Linked DNA regions of Mus musculus: region 2 is linked to region 1. The links are chromatin loops, found by intact Hi-C in ENCODE. Cell type or tissue: heart. All regions are shown on one strand. Each heading gives the region's core, and the rest is flanking DNA. Links, peaks and the distances in the headings are about the cores only. Region 1 has its middle 37 kb from the start of Gm20125. Region 2 holds the start of Cited2 (Cbp/p300-interacting transactivator, with Glu/Asp-rich carboxy-terminal domain, 2).

Evidence for each region. A loop is a pair of places that touch in the nucleus more often than their neighbours do. Peaks named below come from ENCODE experiments on the same cell type or tissue, not always from the same donor. Only the 100,000 strongest peaks of a DNase experiment are listed, where the experiment ranks them.
Region 2: a loop joins it to region 1, with 4 times the contacts of the local background. A loop is called at or near these places in 3 of 42 quality-filtered maps.

Annotation. Positions count from the first base shown.
Region 1 is chr10:17,128,266-17,137,166 of GRCm38, reverse strand. No RefSeq gene overlaps it. Among named protein-coding and RNA genes, the nearest start is that of Gm20125, 37 kb to the right of the region's middle. In heart, for the core only: no CTCF peak of the experiment used is centred there; no DNase peak of the experiment used is centred there.
Region 2 is chr10:17,722,828-17,731,728 of GRCm38, reverse strand. Cited2 (Cbp/p300-interacting transactivator, with Glu/Asp-rich carboxy-terminal domain, 2) reads right to left here and starts at 8,501. Exons shown (of 2, transcript NM_010828.3): 1 at 8,270-8,501; 2 at 6,055-7,791. The coding sequence starts at 7,783. The coding sequence ends at 6,974. In heart, for the core only: a CTCF peak has its summit at 3,602 (motif pointing right); DNase peaks (open chromatin) are centred at 4,008 and 4,448; H3K4me3 peaks cover 934 bases; H3K27ac peaks cover 1,138 bases.

The sequences.
Region 1 (8,901 bases), core at 3,380-5,879:
GGAGAAAGAGGAACACTCTTCCATTGTTGGCGGGATTGCAAGCTGGTACAACCACTCTGGAAATCAGCCTGGAGGTTCCTCAGAAAATTGGACATAGTAATACTGGCAGATCTAGCAATACCTTTTCTGGACATATACCCAGAAGATGTTCCAACTTGTAATAAGGACACATGCTCCACTATGTTCATAGCAGTCATATTTATAATAGTCAGAAGCTGGAAAGAACCCAGATGTCCATCAATAGAAAAATGGATACAGAAAATGTAGTAAATTTACACAATGGAGTACTACTAAGCAATTAGAAACAATGAATTTATGAAATTCTTAGTCAAAGGATGTATCCTGAGGATATCATCCTGAGTGAGGTAACCCAGTCCCAAAAGAGCACACATGATATGCACTCACTGATAAGTGGATATTTACCTAGAAACTTAGACTACTCTTGATACAATTTGTAAAACACATGAAATTCAAGAAGAAGGAAGACCAAAGAGTAGATACTTTGTTCCTTCTTAGAACTGGGAGCAAAATACCCATGGAAGGAGTTACAAAGTCAACATTCAGAGCTGAGACAGAAGAAAGGATCATCCAGAGACTGCCCCACCCAGTGATCCATCCTATATACAACCACCAAACCCAGACACTATTGCATATGCCAGCAAGATTTTGCTGACAGGACTCTGATATAGCTATCTCTTGTGAGGCTATGCTAGTACCTGGCAAATACAGAAATGGATGCTCACAGTCATCTATTGGATGGAACACATGGCCCCTAAAGAAGGAGCTAGAGAAAATACCCAAGGAGCTAAAGGGGTCGGCAACCCTATAGGAGGATTAACAATATGAACTAACAGTACACCCCAGAACTGTGTCTCTAGTTGCATATGTAGCAGAGGATGACCTAGTTGGCCATCAGTGGCAGAAGAGGCCCTTGGTTTTGCGAAGATCATATGCCCCAGTACAGGAGAATGCCAGGGCCAGGAAGCAGGAGAGGTTGGGTTGGTGAGTAGAGCAGGAGGAAGGTATAGGGGACTTTCAGAATAGGATCTGAAATGTAAATGAAGAAAATATGTAATTAAAAAAATAAAAAGAACATACTGGTCTTCTAGCTGTCTCTTTCTATTCCTTTTGTTTGATGTCTTTTCAGTTCTCAGCATATGATCATTTCCTAAATAATATTTAATCTTTATAGGCATTTTACATTTTTTTAAAAATACTTTTTTCCATAATCAATTATTTTTAAACACCCCTTACTTAGCAATACAGAGTAATGTAAACAAAATTCATTTATTTAATTACCTAACGTGTACAAGTGGTAATGATAGACTTTTGGAAAAATACAGCAAGGAGCTGTCAGTGGAAATGAGTTCTCTTTTCATAAGGATGATTAGATAATCTTTGCTGGAACATGCAAAAAAATTTCAGAAGAAAGGCTAAGCAAAATGTTAGTTGATTTCTGAGTATTTGCACATCTGTCAGCTTCTATTTTTAGATTTTATTGATGAGACTAAATGGATTAAGTAGTAAAGTACTTGGGATTTCTTGTTGATTATCATTTGATATGATTCTTTACTAGCATTAGCAAATCCCAGAGATAGTATAGAGAAGGGTCTTGGTCAGCCTGTTCCCTGGTATGTTTATCAGGCTCTGGAAGACCAAGGAACAGGGGTGATTCAGAGCCATTGAATAAGGTATACCATAGGAAGTCAGTTTTCCACAGTTAACCTATCTCTGGGGACTTTAACAGAGTCAGAATTTCCACTGCTCCTACTGTATATGCATCCATGTCTAGAAAAAAATCTCCTGAAATACTACAGTGTCTATACACTGTACTTTGGGGTTGGAAATGTGTTCAAAATAAAGTCCTTTCTGTATAAGCAAGTGGTCCTGAGGTTTGATCGCTTGCACACATAAACATTCAAGTATCTATAATTCCAACTCTTGGTAGGCTAAGACAGCACTTGTTAGCTACCTTACCTTGCCAGATACATGACTGAGCTCCTAGTTCTGTGATAGACCTTATCTCAAAAAATTAGATGGAGTCCTGGGTCTTCCTGTGCATCCATTCCTATATGCACATTGCCCCTCTCCCATAGTCACATAAAAATGCACACAAAATAATTATTTTTATGGTCTCATAGTTTAGCCTCACCAATCTAGGCTCTATCAATTGAGTTATTTCATATGGCTCTCTGTTCATTTAAAAGAATACTTTACATTCAGGTTTTGTTAGAAGAAAGCAATCTGTTAAAAACTCTGCTCATGTTCAAAGTCAAGAGTCTAACCTCAAAGGAAGATGTTAGGTATAATAGGGCAGTCGTAATGACCTCATGTTGTTTTTAACTTTCTAAAAACCTTATAGATTAATAAATATTTATAGCTTTTATGGCATCCTGGGCTTTTTCATTATAGAGAAATGGAAGCTGTTCTGTAAACACGGAGTGTGTTACACAAGGTCATTCAAATATGAAACTGTAGAATGTAAGTCTTTGGCTCCTAGTCCTATATTTATTTTAGTACAGTACATTAAACAGTAGTTTGAACAAATAGAGAGATGGAAACTGAGAGGAAGGAACAAAGCAATAAAGGGAAGAGATAAAAGGTAAAAGGAAAATATGCAATCAATTTCCACTGTGCCAAGTGTCTACAAAGTACTGAGATCTATGTGAATAGACTGTGTGCTATGCCACCTGTCATATCATTATGGTCTCAGAACAATCTAGAAGTGAAGTCATCTGTTCCAAACAATCAGAGGCTTAAAGAGAGGTAACTTAGCAATTGGTGGAACTGAACTAGAATTCAAGTCTTTCAGTTAAATCTACCATTATTACATGTTGCTTCACTAGAATAGCATACGGATGTGTACGTGTGCTCGCATGTGGTGTGGTGTAGTGTGGTGGTGGTGGTCGTGGTGGTGGTGGTGGTGGTGGTGGTGGTGTGTGTGTGTGTGTGTGTGTGTGTGTATGATGTAGCAACATCTACAAAAATGTACCTGCTATGGTTTGGGTGTTCCCCAAAGGCTGGTGTGATTGGAAGCTTTGTCCCTAGGAAAATGTTATTGGGAAGTTCTGTAGAGGGTGTAACAGGCAGATTTTTTTGTGGGAGGTCAGAGGTTCATGCTCTCCACAGGACTTAGCCTCTTTAGATTTCATAAGAGGGTTGCTACTACAAAAGGAACAATTCTGGATCAGTCTAATCCTCTCAGTTTTTCATCTGTGAACAGAATCTTTTCACTCCTGCAGGTATTTTTTGCCATTGCTAGACATCTTGAGATGATGCAGACAAGGCTCAGCTTACACCCTAGACCCTGCGCTCTGCCATTTGACTCTCTAGAACTATTAAAAAAACTTTTCTTCTTCATTAGCTCACATGTCTCGGGCATTTCATTATAGCCATTTAGGCTAATGCATATTTAGGTATCTGCATATTTAAGTAGGAAAATACAAAATTTGTATGATGCACGAAACTTTCTCTTCATTAGGATGAATTTTCTTCCTGAAGTCTCATACAACTTCCCATTCTTGTCTCAGTTTCTGCTCTTGGCATACAGTGCTTGCTAGAATCTATATAGTCAAATAAGCTTCAATCCAGTTGTTGATGAAATTGCTATTACTTTCTAAGGATGGCACTTAACATGCATAAAAGCTAATAATGGTAGAAAGATTGGATAGGAAGTAGGCAGCACCCATGTTCTATATCTCTGGGATCACTGGAGTTTACTTGTATTACAGGTTAAGTAAAGGTCTGGTATTATAGCCCAATGGTATGGTATTTTTCTGGCACATACATGTACTTGCTCCATAGCCAGTGCTCTAAGACAGTAGATAAAAACTAGAAGAACAATATTGCTTACAATGCTGTAGCTCTATACTAACTTGTGTTGTGTTTTGTCCTATCTTATTTTATATTTTAAAATGGAATTAATTTATCTATTTAAAAACTTTACTTCTATGTGTGTGTATGCTATCTATAGACATGACTGTGTGTCTCAATTATCTCTGCTGAAAGCCAAAAGGCCATTACTGTTCTGCTCTAATAAGGCCCTGTTAAAAAACTAGGAGCAGCTACCAGATGGAGGTCGAAGTACCTGGGAAGAATTAAGAGGCTTTTCTTGAACTTGCTCTAAAATACTACTCCTTGCAGTGACTGGAATAATTACACTTCTATTTGCTATTCAAAGTGTCCCTAAGTAGAAGGGGGGATGTAAAAGACAGGGTCAAAGAAACAGTGACCCTGTTCTTATGGGGAAATTCTAGTTTGCCAAATTAAAAACATGTAAGTTTTCTCTTTAAATGAATTCATGTTTATTTTCAAAGACTAAAAATAAAAATTTAAAAGAATACTAAAGTTCTCCACCACCCATTTCCAAAACGAATTCAGCCCAAGGAGTTTGGCCTGTTTTAGGGAGTCAGACACCGTTTGGAACATAAGAGTTTGAAAGTAATTTAGAGAATCCACAGGAAGTGGTCCAGAGACCGGGTAATGAGGGAGGCTTAACATTTATCTGTGTTGCTGCTTCCGCTCTTTCTTTCCTTTTAGCTTTATGTGTTTGACCTCCTTACCCAATTGCCTGTTGCCTTTAACTTTTAAGAAATTTATTTTCATCTTTTGTTCCTTATCCACTCTTACGTTCGGCTATTGTTGGGCTTCAGTTTTCAGGTTAGATACTTCTTTCAACTACCCATGAAGCCTACTGTGAACAAAATTTGTTCTAATACAGCTGGTGATTTTGGAATCTGAGGATAAATCTAAAGGTATCACAGCAAATTTAAGAGTGCTTAACCATTACTGCTTTAGCAGTAGTGAAAACATCTTCTTACTGATTGTTGGAACTGAGGAGCAAGTTTTAAAAATTTGAATCATTGTGTTGTAGTCACATGTACTGTCACATCATTCGTTCCCCAGAATTTCTTTGCTATATGGGGCTCTTTTTTTTTTTTTTGTAGTAAATGTTTAGACATTCCAACATTCACACCCACACATTATCCTTACTCTTTTGATAGAGAACAACACCTAATTCAGCACTTAACCAATAGGGGACTTTGATGTTCCTTTTTTAAATACCAGAAATAGCCAGACTGAACTGAACCTGTGGATTGACAAGCCCTCCTGGAAAGCCTGGCTGGGGAAGAGCAGTGAATTGATAACTAAAGAGCGTTGCTCGTGCTCAGTGTGCCGTGTTTATAAAAATATTATCAGTAGAGCACATTTTTAATCTAGTGAGTATTTGGCAGCAGTGCTGAAATCCTTTCCCGCAGAGCATCAAGAATGACTTTAAATAAACAGAGCCAGCAGCCAGGAAATGCAGACTTCAGCAGATTTGGTAGCAGTGAGTGATAGCTACCAAAAGGCTCTTATCCCTGGTTGGAGTTAAATAATTTACTCCTTACCACCATTAAATGTTTTAAAATTATCTCCATGAGTGTGTGTGTGTGTGTGTGTGTGTGTGTGTGTGTGTGTGTGTGTGTGTGTGTTTATCCCATGTAATTATTCCTTCTTGCCACTCTTGACGTTAAATCCTAAAAATGGACCACAGTTCTCTCTATGTTAATTATTAGTATACAATTTGCCCATCAGTTTAACTGCTCTTTCCAGAGAGTCGTTAACCAATTAGTAACCAAGCACCACTAAGTCAGAAAGTTTGAGTGAGCCCTTTAACTTGAAAGGTGTACAAAGACACCAGCTGTTTTGTTTTCTAGGTGAGGCTGCAGAGCAAACTCTAACAGCATGGACTGCTTCCTGTATTTATCAGTAGTATACCAGTTCTTCATAAGCTTTTGTTCTTAACAAATTTTTAAACAAAATTAGAAGTATGACATTCTTTTATATTTATACAACATTCTTTTATATTTATTTTACCTACACAGAGATCTTACTTTTCTTATATTTCTTTCTTGTAAATTGAAGACATTTAGGTACTTTTTCTTGCACTGAAGTATTGTACAAATTTTATATTTCAATTGCATTTCTCAAGTTTATCTGCTCAGCTTTTGTTCAATAAACCCTTTATTATATTAATAAAAATCTATCAGGCTTGAACCATATATAATAGTGTCCAACATGTAGTTTGTGTCTGATATTAGTACAAGGTTATTAACATTATTCTTGATATTTTTAATGGAAGCCAAAAGATGGAATGAATAATTCAGTGTCACATGAACCTACATAACATTTTTCTAAGAACACCTGACTGGTATTGGAGCCAGAATATTTGCAATAATAGTTCAGCATTGTGTGATACATCTGCTACTTAAGCAGTGTAAGAAAAAGTATACTCATGTTTATGTGAAGAAACTTTGGCCTCAAAAGTTAACAAACTGGCTAGTTTTGCCGAGAGTCTAGTTCAACAAGTTGGACTTCATCTCTGCTTCTGAGCCCAGCATACTCACTGTAATGCCACCAATAACAACATAAAAAGATTAAGTTTAACCTGTAATAGGCCTGGATTTAAGGCTTCATCTGTGCACATGGGTTATATGTATTCTTTAATTCATTGCATAAAAATTCAAAACTAAAAATACAATTAATTTACAGAAACTTTTCCATTTTATGAGCTTCCATTTATAAATTGTTGATCTTAGTACCTGTGCTAATGGTGCTCTGTTCAGGAACTCTTCTGTGCCAATGAGTTCAAGGCTCTTCCCTACTGTTATACTCATAGGTCAGTGTTCTCAAAGAAGCATCCTCCTGCAGTAGATTAGAACAGATACAGAGAATCACAGCCAGACAGGATGGGGAGGACACCAGGAGAACAAGTCTCTCTGAAATCCAAATTAATGGAGCAAAGCTCATATGAACTCACAGAGATTGAAGCAGCAAGCACAGGCTGACATGGTTCTACATAGATTCTCTGATTATATATTATAGCTTTCAGGTCAGTATTTTTATGGGACTCCTGAATGTATGAGTACATGGTTCTCTGGTTGTCAGGTCTTTTCTTGAGGCTCTTCCCCTTCTGTTGGTTTGCCTTGTCCTATTTCAGTGTGATGGGTTTTGTTTCACCGTACTATATTTTGTTTGGTTGTTATCTCTTAGAAGCTTGTTCTTTTCTAATATGAGACAGATAGGGAGTTGATCTGAACGCAAGGGGAGTTGCAGGGGAACTGGGAGGAGGAGAGGGAGGGGTGTTAGCAATCAGGTGCTTCCAAGGTTTGCCCAAGGGACCTGGTGATAGCAGAGCCATCAGGCATCTCCATGGTCAGCCCCAGGGTTCTGGCAACAACAGGACATGCCATCACTAGCTGCCCAGATGGGACATATTCTCATTGCTGACTCATGTCTCATGTCTCCCTGTGTAGCAGTCACGTCCCCAGTAAAAGGAAGGGCTGCTTCTCCTGCTCCCCTTCTTTCCTGCCTCCATCCTGAGGCAATATTTGTGCCCCTCCCCTACTTTTAAAATAAACTCCCATGTGACACCTGTCCCATGGCTATCAGGTGTTGGTGCACTCCACTGTGGGGGTGAACACAAAGGCTGGGACCCTACCTGCCATGTCTGCCTACTCCGTTTGCTCGTACATTGACTAATTGGTGACTTTTCTCTGACTTTCCTCTCCTGGTTGGTATTAACCCTCCCCTGGACCCAGGGGACTGACTCTTGACCTTCTGCCAACCATCTGGTGTTCTTTAGGGTGGAAGAACCTCTCCCACCCACAGTATTCATGGCTAGAGCCAATCCTTTCTTGCTAACCCCTCAAAATAGACCTCTTCACTTGGGTGAAACCTCTTTCTAATAGAGGTACAGTTCCTCTGTTATCCCTCTCCCTCTTCCTCCCTGCCTCACATAAATATCCTGCTACTGGGTGACCTGTGCTTTCTGGGTCATCTGCCCTTGGTCCCTGGCCTCCAAGTGAAGACCTATTAGTCAGCTTGCACTACCCCTCTATTACTATAGAATTGTGTCTGTCTGTACATCCAGGCTGGAGAGCTTCAGACCCCTACAGCTAGGGCCTTATTTAAAACCTAAACTTATTTTTTTAATTAGGTATTTTCCTCATTTACATTTCCAATGCAATTCCAAAAGTCCCCCATACCTTCCTCCCCACTCCCCTACCAACCCACTCCTACTTTTTGGCCCTGGCATTCCCCTGTACTGGGGCATATAAAGTTTGCAAGTCCAATGGGCCTCTCTTTCCAGTGATGGCTGACTAGGCCATCTTTTGATACATATGGAGCTAGAGACAAGAGCTCCGAGTACTGGTTAGTTCATATTGTTGTTCCACCTATAGGGTTGCAGATCCCTTTAGCTCCTTGGGTACTTTCTCTAGCTCCTCCATTGGGGGCCCTGTGATCCATCCAATAGCTTACTGTGAGCATCCAGTTATGTGTTTGCTAGGCCTCGGCATAGTCTCAGAAGAGACAGGTATATGGGGATCCTTTCAGCAAAATCTTGCTAGTGTATGCAATGGTGTCATCGTTTGGAGGCTGATTATGGGATGGATCCCTGGATATGGCAGTCTCTAGATGAAGACCTAAACTTATAAACCCTTTGCAGCCAGACTTGGCCTCAGTAGCCATTTGATAATGACTCTAAATGGCTGCCTAATAGTAATTTTGATCCCATTATTTTAAGGGACCTTCATTATTGCCAATGATCCAGAAAATGGAAAGAGGTTCCCTATGTTCAGCCATTTTTTTACCTTATCTTCATTCCAAAGCTCTCTGTTCTTCCTCTTCCCCAGCCCGGCTCCTCTAGCAATTATATCTCAACTAGACAAAACCACCACTATTCTTGATCCAGCTAATGAGCCTCCTCCATAATGACACCAACCTACAGATCCCCAAGCTTCTCCTCCCATAGCTTCTTCAGCTTCCTTTTCTCCTCTGGTTTTTCTAGTCTCCTTCCCTCCCTTGACAGCTACAGGCTGTGCTAACCATCCCCATGCTAGAACCTAATTTCATCTG
Region 2 (8,901 bases), core at 2,623-5,122, 600 kb before region 1:
TACAACCTATTGTACTTCGCTTTGATCGTACTTGAAGTTCTAGCAAGGTTAAAACTGTGAAACAAGGTTTACACTAGACAGTCCGTGTTCTTTCAGAGTCACATGTACCTTGCAGAATAGTTTGACTGGGTCTGGAAACGTGTACAGCCATATCTTGAGACTCCTAAAAGGTCAAATGTGTAATCGAATGGGCAGACACATCTGTAGTTGTTTTATAGCCGTGCGCTTTATAGCTGAGGACCATGTAAAGCAGGGGTCCTCACCCTTTCTAATAATGGGACCTCTTCATACAGTTCCTCATGTTGTGGTCATTCCCAACCTTAATATGATTTTGTTGTTCCTTCCTAACTTTAATTTTGCTAGTATTCTGAACCGTAATGTAAATATCTGCGTTTTCTAAGGGTTTTCTTAGGAGATTCCCGTGAAAGGGTTGAAACTCACGGGTTGAGAACGGCTAATATAGAGCTTTTTCTCCTGTGCAGTCGGTGCCATCTTAAGACGTCTTGGCTTATCTCAAGAGTGCTGTGTAAGCACCATCTCCAAGTCCCACCGCAGCCTCCCACGCCCTGGAGCAAATCGCTTCTTTTCTGAATGCCACATTCTTAACTTACGTTGGGATGATACGGGTTTTGCGGGACCGCTGTATTAGAGAAGTGTGCACGCGTGAGGCGCCTTCTTCCAATTTCTGAAGCACAGTACGCACTCAACTGAGCCAGCCACAAGAAACTCAGTGTCAAGGACGAGATCGGTTATGATTGTTCTCTCTGATTCAGTCCTATGAAGCCTAAAGAGCGTTCTTTTTGCCCTCTTAAAGCCCACATCCCACTGCCCGAGTAAAATCTGAAAAACAAACAAACAAACAAACAAACAAACAAAACCAAAAACCACCCCCCCAAAAAAAACACAATGGAGACTTCCCTTTATTTTGTTTTACTAACCTATTTATTTAAATATTTTTCATAACCCGTGTGGAATTCTTTTTCATGTTACTGCTTTTTTCTTTCTTTCTTTCATGACTTACCCCTTAGAGGGGTTCTAAGAACCGATCCCTGTCAACACAGGGATCTCAGAACCTCAGGATGGTTATCTTAGGCACTGGAGAGGCAGCGCAGTCACATGGAGAGAGAACCCTGGAAGGGACGTCTCAGTCAACCTTTGTCACAGAGCTTTGCAAAATAACTACAGCAGGGCGGTGCTTGCCTGGCAGCCTAAAGGTTTGGCTTCACAGCTTAATCCTGTGTGCATTGGGGTAGGGTGGGGGGGGGGGTTGCAAACCAAGTCCAAAACTACACGTTGCAAGAAATAGCAATACCAATGAATGGATAGAAATACTCTTTGTGGACAACTAATGTTTTGGTTTTTTTCCAGACAGGGTTTCTCTGTGTAGTTTTGACTGTCTTAGAACTTGATAGATTTGGTCCCAGGCAACCTAAACAGTGTGATTCTTGCCGTCTTAAAAATCGGTGTCCCATCATCCAAGAAAACTTTGAGAAAGTCTTGTAGACTAGGCTGGCTCCAAACTCAGAGATCTTCCTGCTTCTGTCTCTCAGGTTTGGGGATTAAAGGTGCCAGCCGCCAGGTCCATAGCAGACACAATGAGAGGGGGCTCAAGTAGCCATGACCCACCCACTTGGCTGTGACTGTCCTTCATGCGTTCATCTACATCTTGTAGTTAGCTTCTTTATTATTAACATTATTGTTATTTTATATTAGCTTGAGTTTCCCCTCAGCCTACATTTTATTTTCTACACAGCTTTCCAGGCCAAGAGAGGGTTCCTTAAGCCTTCTGTGTCTGTAACCGGTGATGGTACCAGCTAACGTTACCTGGCTGCTGCCTCCGGAGACACAGACTCCCTCCCGGCTTAGTTCTGCAACCCCGTGTCACCAACTAATTATTCTACAGTGAAGGGAAGAGAGGGAAGGCTTTTAGTGATGAGCATGCCTGGGGTACTCTGGAAAAATGCCAAGAAACCTGTGACTCAAGATATTCAACCTTCACCCCATGATGGACAGCGGCTTCGCTAATCGCTCAGATCAGGTCAGCCTAAACCAACAGTACCAACAGGAAGCAGCAGGACCCATCACTCATCTGTGATCTGCCATGGGCCGTTCACAGGTCCTGGGCTAGCCAAGCAGAATTCTCTGGAAGCACACCATTACCCAGGCTTCTGACATTTCTGGGTTGCTTTTAACATTTGTGCTTATCTTGGGGAGGGGGGGACCTGATTAGGATCAATGCACTCAAAAGGCACTGTTTATTTATAGAAGTGTGGAAGGAAGGAGGCCTGATAGGATCTCCTTCTCTAGGTTCACACAGCCCCCTAGTTTTCTTAGCTTATTTCAAGCCTATAAACAGCTAAACATAATAGAAATTCAAACCCAAGGCACCTGAACTATTTAAAGCCCCTTATTTAGCAAAACTTAGCATTCCCACCCTTTGAAGAGAAATTTCTTTCTTTCTGGCATCTTAATAGTCCCCCCCCCCAAAATATAGGTGGGTCTCATGTGCTGTAAAGCAAGCTAAATTATTTATCGGCAGCTTACTGCTTGAGGAAAATGTTCTAATATTTCCCTTTCCAATAAGTGGCTATCAGTAAAAAAAAAAAAAATCATTTCTGTTCTTGCTGCATAAAAAAAAAAATAGGTCAAGTAATTTAAGCCAGTCCACTGCAATTAAAATTCAGACACTGCCATTGTCCCTTCTGTTTAAGGGGGGGGGGGGGAAGACAAACACAACACGTGCGAATAGGGTTTCATTGGCTCAGGCCTTTGATGTGCTGTTTGGTGTTCTCTTGCTGAGGTTTGCCTCAGCCTGTCTGGGAACGTAGATTTTGCCGATAGTGGTATAACACTGAGCTGGTAAATACCATCTCTGAAGCTACAGGAAATAGTCCCTTTATGCAAGCAAAAACAAAACATAACAGAAAAAAAAAATGGCCAGTGGCTGCTAGCCTACATTCTCCAAGTTCTCCATTTATTCTTTTGGAGACAATGTTATCTGCCAGGTTTATGTTGAAGTAAATTTTCCTGACTCAATTAGACAGCAACATTTATTCTCATTAGAGTTCCCGTGGTCCTTTTCACTAGATTAGAGCCAGTGGCTAGGTCACATTCCAACGTGCATAATTGCATTCTGCATTCCTGAATATTTCCCACCATGTCTTCAACCTCACCCCAACTGAGTATAGTCTTCTTGACCCTCATATACAAACCAGCAGTCCTGTTGTGGGGCTTCAGATGTTTGCCATCCCCACATCTGATACGCTAAAGCATTGGCCCAAACCTCCATTCCTTGCTCTTTCAAAAGGAAAATCCCTAAGCCAGTGTATATTTCCAAAGAGGAAGCCAATCTCAAATTATGCACCTTTAACCACAGGTAGGTAAGATACTCTTATTTTTATAAAGAGTGCTTAATCTCCAGTCCTGTTGATTTAAAAAAAAAAAAATGGTTGAACAAACATGGAATATTTGCTCAAGGGAAAAAAAAAAAAAAAAAAAAAAAAAAAAAAACCAAAGTCTTCAGCAACGAAGAAAAAAAAAAAACCTCTCCAGAGAGGCGCTTTCCTTTAACCTTCTGAATAAATTCCACAAGGGGGCGAAAACACCTAATGATCCAGAGCTGCAAAGTTTGTATTTGAAAGCCAGCCACCCATAATAGATTAGTGGATTAATATTTTGCTCTAAAGGATCTGGCCTTTAATGTTGACATCAATTTATAGCCATCCCAGGCGTTTACAGTAGTAAAAGTCACAGAGACCGTAAACTTCACAATAGATGTCAGCCTCCTGGAACAAGTGCTCTAGCCTAGCACCCCATAAACAGTGGTGATTAGGCAACTGTTCTTCAAAGACCTATCCAGGGCTCTAACGTCTTTATCAGCCACAAAGATGCTGCCACCGGGATTTTAGCAAGCACCCGGCAGAGCAGCACGATTATATTCACGCAGACATATTCCTCTGTTGTGTGTCAATGGGGCTGTGCTTATCACTGATCTCGTCTTGAAAATCAAGCGTGCAGTGTCTGTTTGTGAGCAGAACCTAAAGAACAGAGGCCCTCTTGTACCACGTTAGAACTTTCTGACAAACAGCCAAGGTACAGAGGTCAAATTTCCCCATATGCCCTCAGCAACTTAGTAGGAAGCAAGACCACAGAAGGTTTTGCAAATGTCTGCCAGGAGCCGGGTGATCTAGGTCACTGTACAGGTTTCATTAATCAGGTTGTTTAAACAAGGGCTTATTTTTCTCTGCCTAAAGCGACCTGCAGATATCACGTAGGATCTGCTCAATTGTTGATCAAGAGAGTTTTAATGAAATAGAGATGGTGGGTGGGGGAGGGGAGTTTGTATTTGCACTGAGGACAAATTGTGCTTTTAGCCAGCTCTCTGAGTCCTCTGTTCTAACAGGGATGGGTCCAAGTTCTAATAATAGTTCCTTGAGCTCTGCATCTCTACATACGTGTCCGGCATTGGAGCAGCAGGAGCGATTTAATGACAGAGCAGGTGTTATGGCTTATTCCCTGGCAGAATAAATGGTGAATCGGGGTGGTATGACAATTCTTTGCTTGCCTCTTCATGACACACACACACACACACACACACACACACACACACACACACACACACACACACACTCCCTGGGAGAACAAACCAGTATTTGCTGTATGCAAACTTTTTTTTTTTTTTCACTTGAGCCTGGGAGAGGGGGGAAGAAAAGAAAAAAGGAAAGAAAAACTTACTGTGAAAAATGCTTGGCTAGGAAGATTTACTGCCGGATTGCAGATGCAATATTGACATGCCGTAGCTAAAGAGAACTTCAGCTTTAACTCTTGGAGAAATGGGGTTGTTTGAAAATTGGGGTGAATGAGCTTTGCGTGATTTCATAGAACACAATTATTAATAGGATGGTGTCAATTATAGAGTTATAAAAAGCCCAGTGCACTATGCATCTTAATTTTACCTGTCCTGCTTGGAAATAGAACTTAACAGAGTCGAGCCACTCGGAGTCCTTCTCAGTCAGCCTATGTGCCAGATTCCAGGGCAGCCCTACCTGCTTGTTCTGACTGCAAACATGGGCTTTAGGATCAGATTCAAAGCACAAAAAGGGACCGCTCTTTTGAAGCAAGGTTTGCTGTAAGACCTTCTTGGCCTGCATTTCCTTGGTCTCTCCATAGGGTCAGTGGGAGTCTCTGTTCTTGGCTGAGGGTATGCTGCTCTTGAAAGCGTGAAAACATGACAGGCAACAACAACCTAACTCCTCTCTCACCTGGGATGCTCTGACACTTTCTTTCTCTTCTGCTTGATTATGTAAGGCTATCCCTGACACCCACTGAATGTGGGTTTGGTCTGCTTAAAGACTCAGCTCACCCAGGCTGTTAAACTCATTTTATACTGAGGTCCCTGGCACCTAATGCATGGGACAGCGGCAGCTCAGAATTCTGGAAAATGGGGCACGCTTGGGAGGGAACATGTTATGAAGGTTGTAATTTGACCTTTGAGTCAACCTCGGAGCAAAACTTAAATATTATTGGAAGCCTCAAGGTAGGTTTCCACCCCCCTCTTGCACCCAGAACTGCAAACCAGTCAGAATCTATTTGAGGTTAAGCTGGCAGATGTGTCTATCCTTAGCGCCTTTGCTCAGAAATAAAATTCATCACTTGAAATAAAGGTAATTTATATTTAATGCCACCCCATCAATCACTCAGTATAATATTCTAGTCCATGTCCTTTTAAGTAGTTGAATCAAAAACAGTTTTCTCCCCCCACCCCCACGCAGTGAGAAAGATTAAATATTGCTAGCCTTCCTAGCCAAGGAGCACTGGAAATGGAAACAACAGCAAAGAAACAACAACAAAAACACTGTGACAACTTCTCAGCCTTTGATTAAACCACACCAAGAGGCATGCTACAAAGGTAACCAGCAGCATTATGTCAATTATCCTAAATCCTGCTTTCCCTTAAGCTCACGGTGACCTGTTTTAGTGTCCTGAAACTTATTATCCTTTGAAAGCTTACTCGCAATAACAAGTGGAATGTAAAGACAACCCCCCCCAAATGACTGACTTTTAGAAAACAAGTTTATTTCTTAACTTTTTATTGACATTGGCAAATTAAAATAGAATAAATTAACAAGTATTTTCTCAAAAAAATGTTTTGTACAAAAATACTGTCAAAATTTCCTAAAAAGCTTTCAACACAGTAGTATCTTTTCATGTACTGAATATAACTATTAGCACAGTGTCAAAAATGTTGAAGACAGAAACAAAATAAAAATCTGTGAAATGTTTGCCACTGACGACATTCCACACCCTATTATTGTCTGTACATATGGGGGAGGGGAGACAGCCAACTTGAAAGTGAACGGTATGACTTTTCCTGATCCAGAACGGTTTGGCCCACATGTTTAATCTTCCAGTTTAGCATATTTGAAAACTTAAGTCTGTACTCGAATGCATAGTTAAAAAAAATGAAGCGAGATGGCAGTTTGTGCAGTAATATCTGCCCTTCAAAGATCATGCAGCCAACAAATGCAATGTTTCCTTTCACTCATGAATCTGAACGCAGCGCAGTCATTTGAAACCATCTACAAAATCCACAAGATTAAGCAGTTTGCCAAGCTTAATATCTAACAGTTGAGCACGGGAGAAAGTGAGGAAATAAAGGAGTAAAAACAAACAACAAAAAAGACCAAGTTAGCTAGATATTTCAACTACATAAGGGAGGTGAATGTCAAGGCTACAAAAAACGAAACAAGAATAGGAAAAAGTGGCAGCAATCTTTTTTTTTTTTAAACCAATTTGTACAAGTTTATAGTTTACTTTGTTTCCAGGTTCTCAACCCTTTCAGGATCTGAAAAGCGAGATACTGCGTCTAAGGGAATGTTTGTTTTTTTGTTTTTTTTTTAATTCACACCGAAGAAGTTGGGGGTGGGGGTGGGGTGGGGAGGGTGATTTCTTTCCGCCTGCGAGGTTAACCGAGTCAACAGCTGACTCTGCTGGGCTGCTGCTTGCACACGAAGTCCGTCATAAAATCAAACTCATTTTGGCCCAGCCAGAGTTCGGGCAGCTCCTTGATGCGGTCCAAACCCATTTCTATCACTAAGGACATAAGCACTTCCTCGTCGATGAAATCAGTGTCTATGACATTGGGCGGCAGCATTGCCGCGGGGACGTGAGCCACCGAGGCGGGCATGGTGCTGCCACCGCCGCTGCCGCCCGCGCTGCTGCCACCCGCGCCGCCCGAGGTGCCGCCGGAGCCGCCGGGGGTGCCGCTGCCACCCGCACCGCCAGGGGTGCTGCTGCCTCCGCTGTGCTTGGGGTTGCAATCTCGGAAGTGCTGGTTTGTCCCGTTCATCTGGTGGCCTGCAGTGGGGTGCAAATCCGGCATGTAGTGGTTGTGGGGGTAGGGGTGATGGTTGAAATACTGGTTGTTGAGCTTCTGCAGCTGCATGCTGGCCGGCAGGGAGCCTCCCTGGCTGGCCACCGGGGGACCCATGAACTGGGAGTTGTTAAACCTGGCGGCCGGGGCCAGAGCGCTCGGGGGGTGCCCCCCGTTCACAGTCCCCGGCCCCATGGCGTGCCTGATGCCGCTCGTGGCATTCATGTTGCCCGCGCCGTAGTGTATGTGCTCGCCCATGAGGGCGTTGAAGGCGTGCTGGGGCTGCTGCTGCTGGTGATGATGCGGGCTCGGGAACTGCCCCATGCCCATGCGGTGGGCAGGGTGGTGGTGCAGCCCGTTGGTGCCGTCGGGGAAGCGCCCGTGGTTCATGGCCATCATATGGTCTGCCATTTCCAGTCCTGAAAGCGAAACGAGCAGACGCTGAGACCCGCGCCACACGTGTCGCCCACCAGAGCGCACCCCACTTCTGTAGCCCCCCGTACCCGCGAGCACGTCTCAAGCTGCAGACCACCACCCCCGAGAGAGCCCACCAGCAGCCCGTGCACCCGAGCTCGCTACCTCGGCGGACCTGCTGCCTGCCGGACCCGCACAGCCTGGCGCTGAGCGACCTGCCCCTTCCCCTAGGATCCGGGAAAGTGTGGCGGGGGGAGGGGGACCGGAGCCCACACCCCCCTGGGTTCCCTGAAGTGGCCTAATAAAGGAAGTGCCCCGGAGCCGGGCCGCGAACTTCAGGCATTCAATCAGCCCTCCTCACCCTGTGGTTGCACATCCTGTTGTTATTCCCCAGCTCCGCCTCACGCTTGTCCCCGGAGCCAGCCCTGCCCTCGGAGGACTAGGCTGGCAGCAGCCCTGGCTAGCTTCGCCCGCCGCGCTCACCTTCCGTCTTTGCGATTTCTGCTCGGAACACCGAAGGCGGGCTCGTCGAGTCCAGGACCGGCTCAGCAGCACATAGAGGGACAGCCGATGGGCTGTGAGGCGCTCGCCGGTGCGAGGTTGGCGCCGAGGTCTTGCAGCAGCCGCTGGAGCAAATTCCGAGCCGTTCCCTTTTCTTTTCCTCCGCTGCCCTAGCCGCTCCGCAAGACCGCCAGGCAGCTGCCAACAATGAGCTGTGTTTCTCCGGGCTTTGGCCACTGTTAATATAAGGATCTCAGGAAGGGCGGAGCGACAGCCTCCCCGGCGGCAAGCGCAAACACACGGATCCCGGAACATCAGCACCCTGGATCGGGTCCTCTGCCGCGTCCGCGAGTCCGCGCTGCACGTGCGCAGCGGCTGCGCGCCCCGGCGCCGCCCAGCAGGTCTCCGGACCGAAGTGGCTTTCTGGCTCCCAAAGGCGAGGTTGTGCCTGCCACCTCAGGGACACGGAGCTAGTCCTCCCGGCCACCCAGTGCACGGAAGCATCTACAGGAGAGGAGCAAGGAGCACTCCCCACCTCCTTCTGGCTAGATCTCCCCACCCCCAGCTCGCTCACCCGGCTTACCTAGTGATCTGCCCTGCCCTCTACAGGAAAA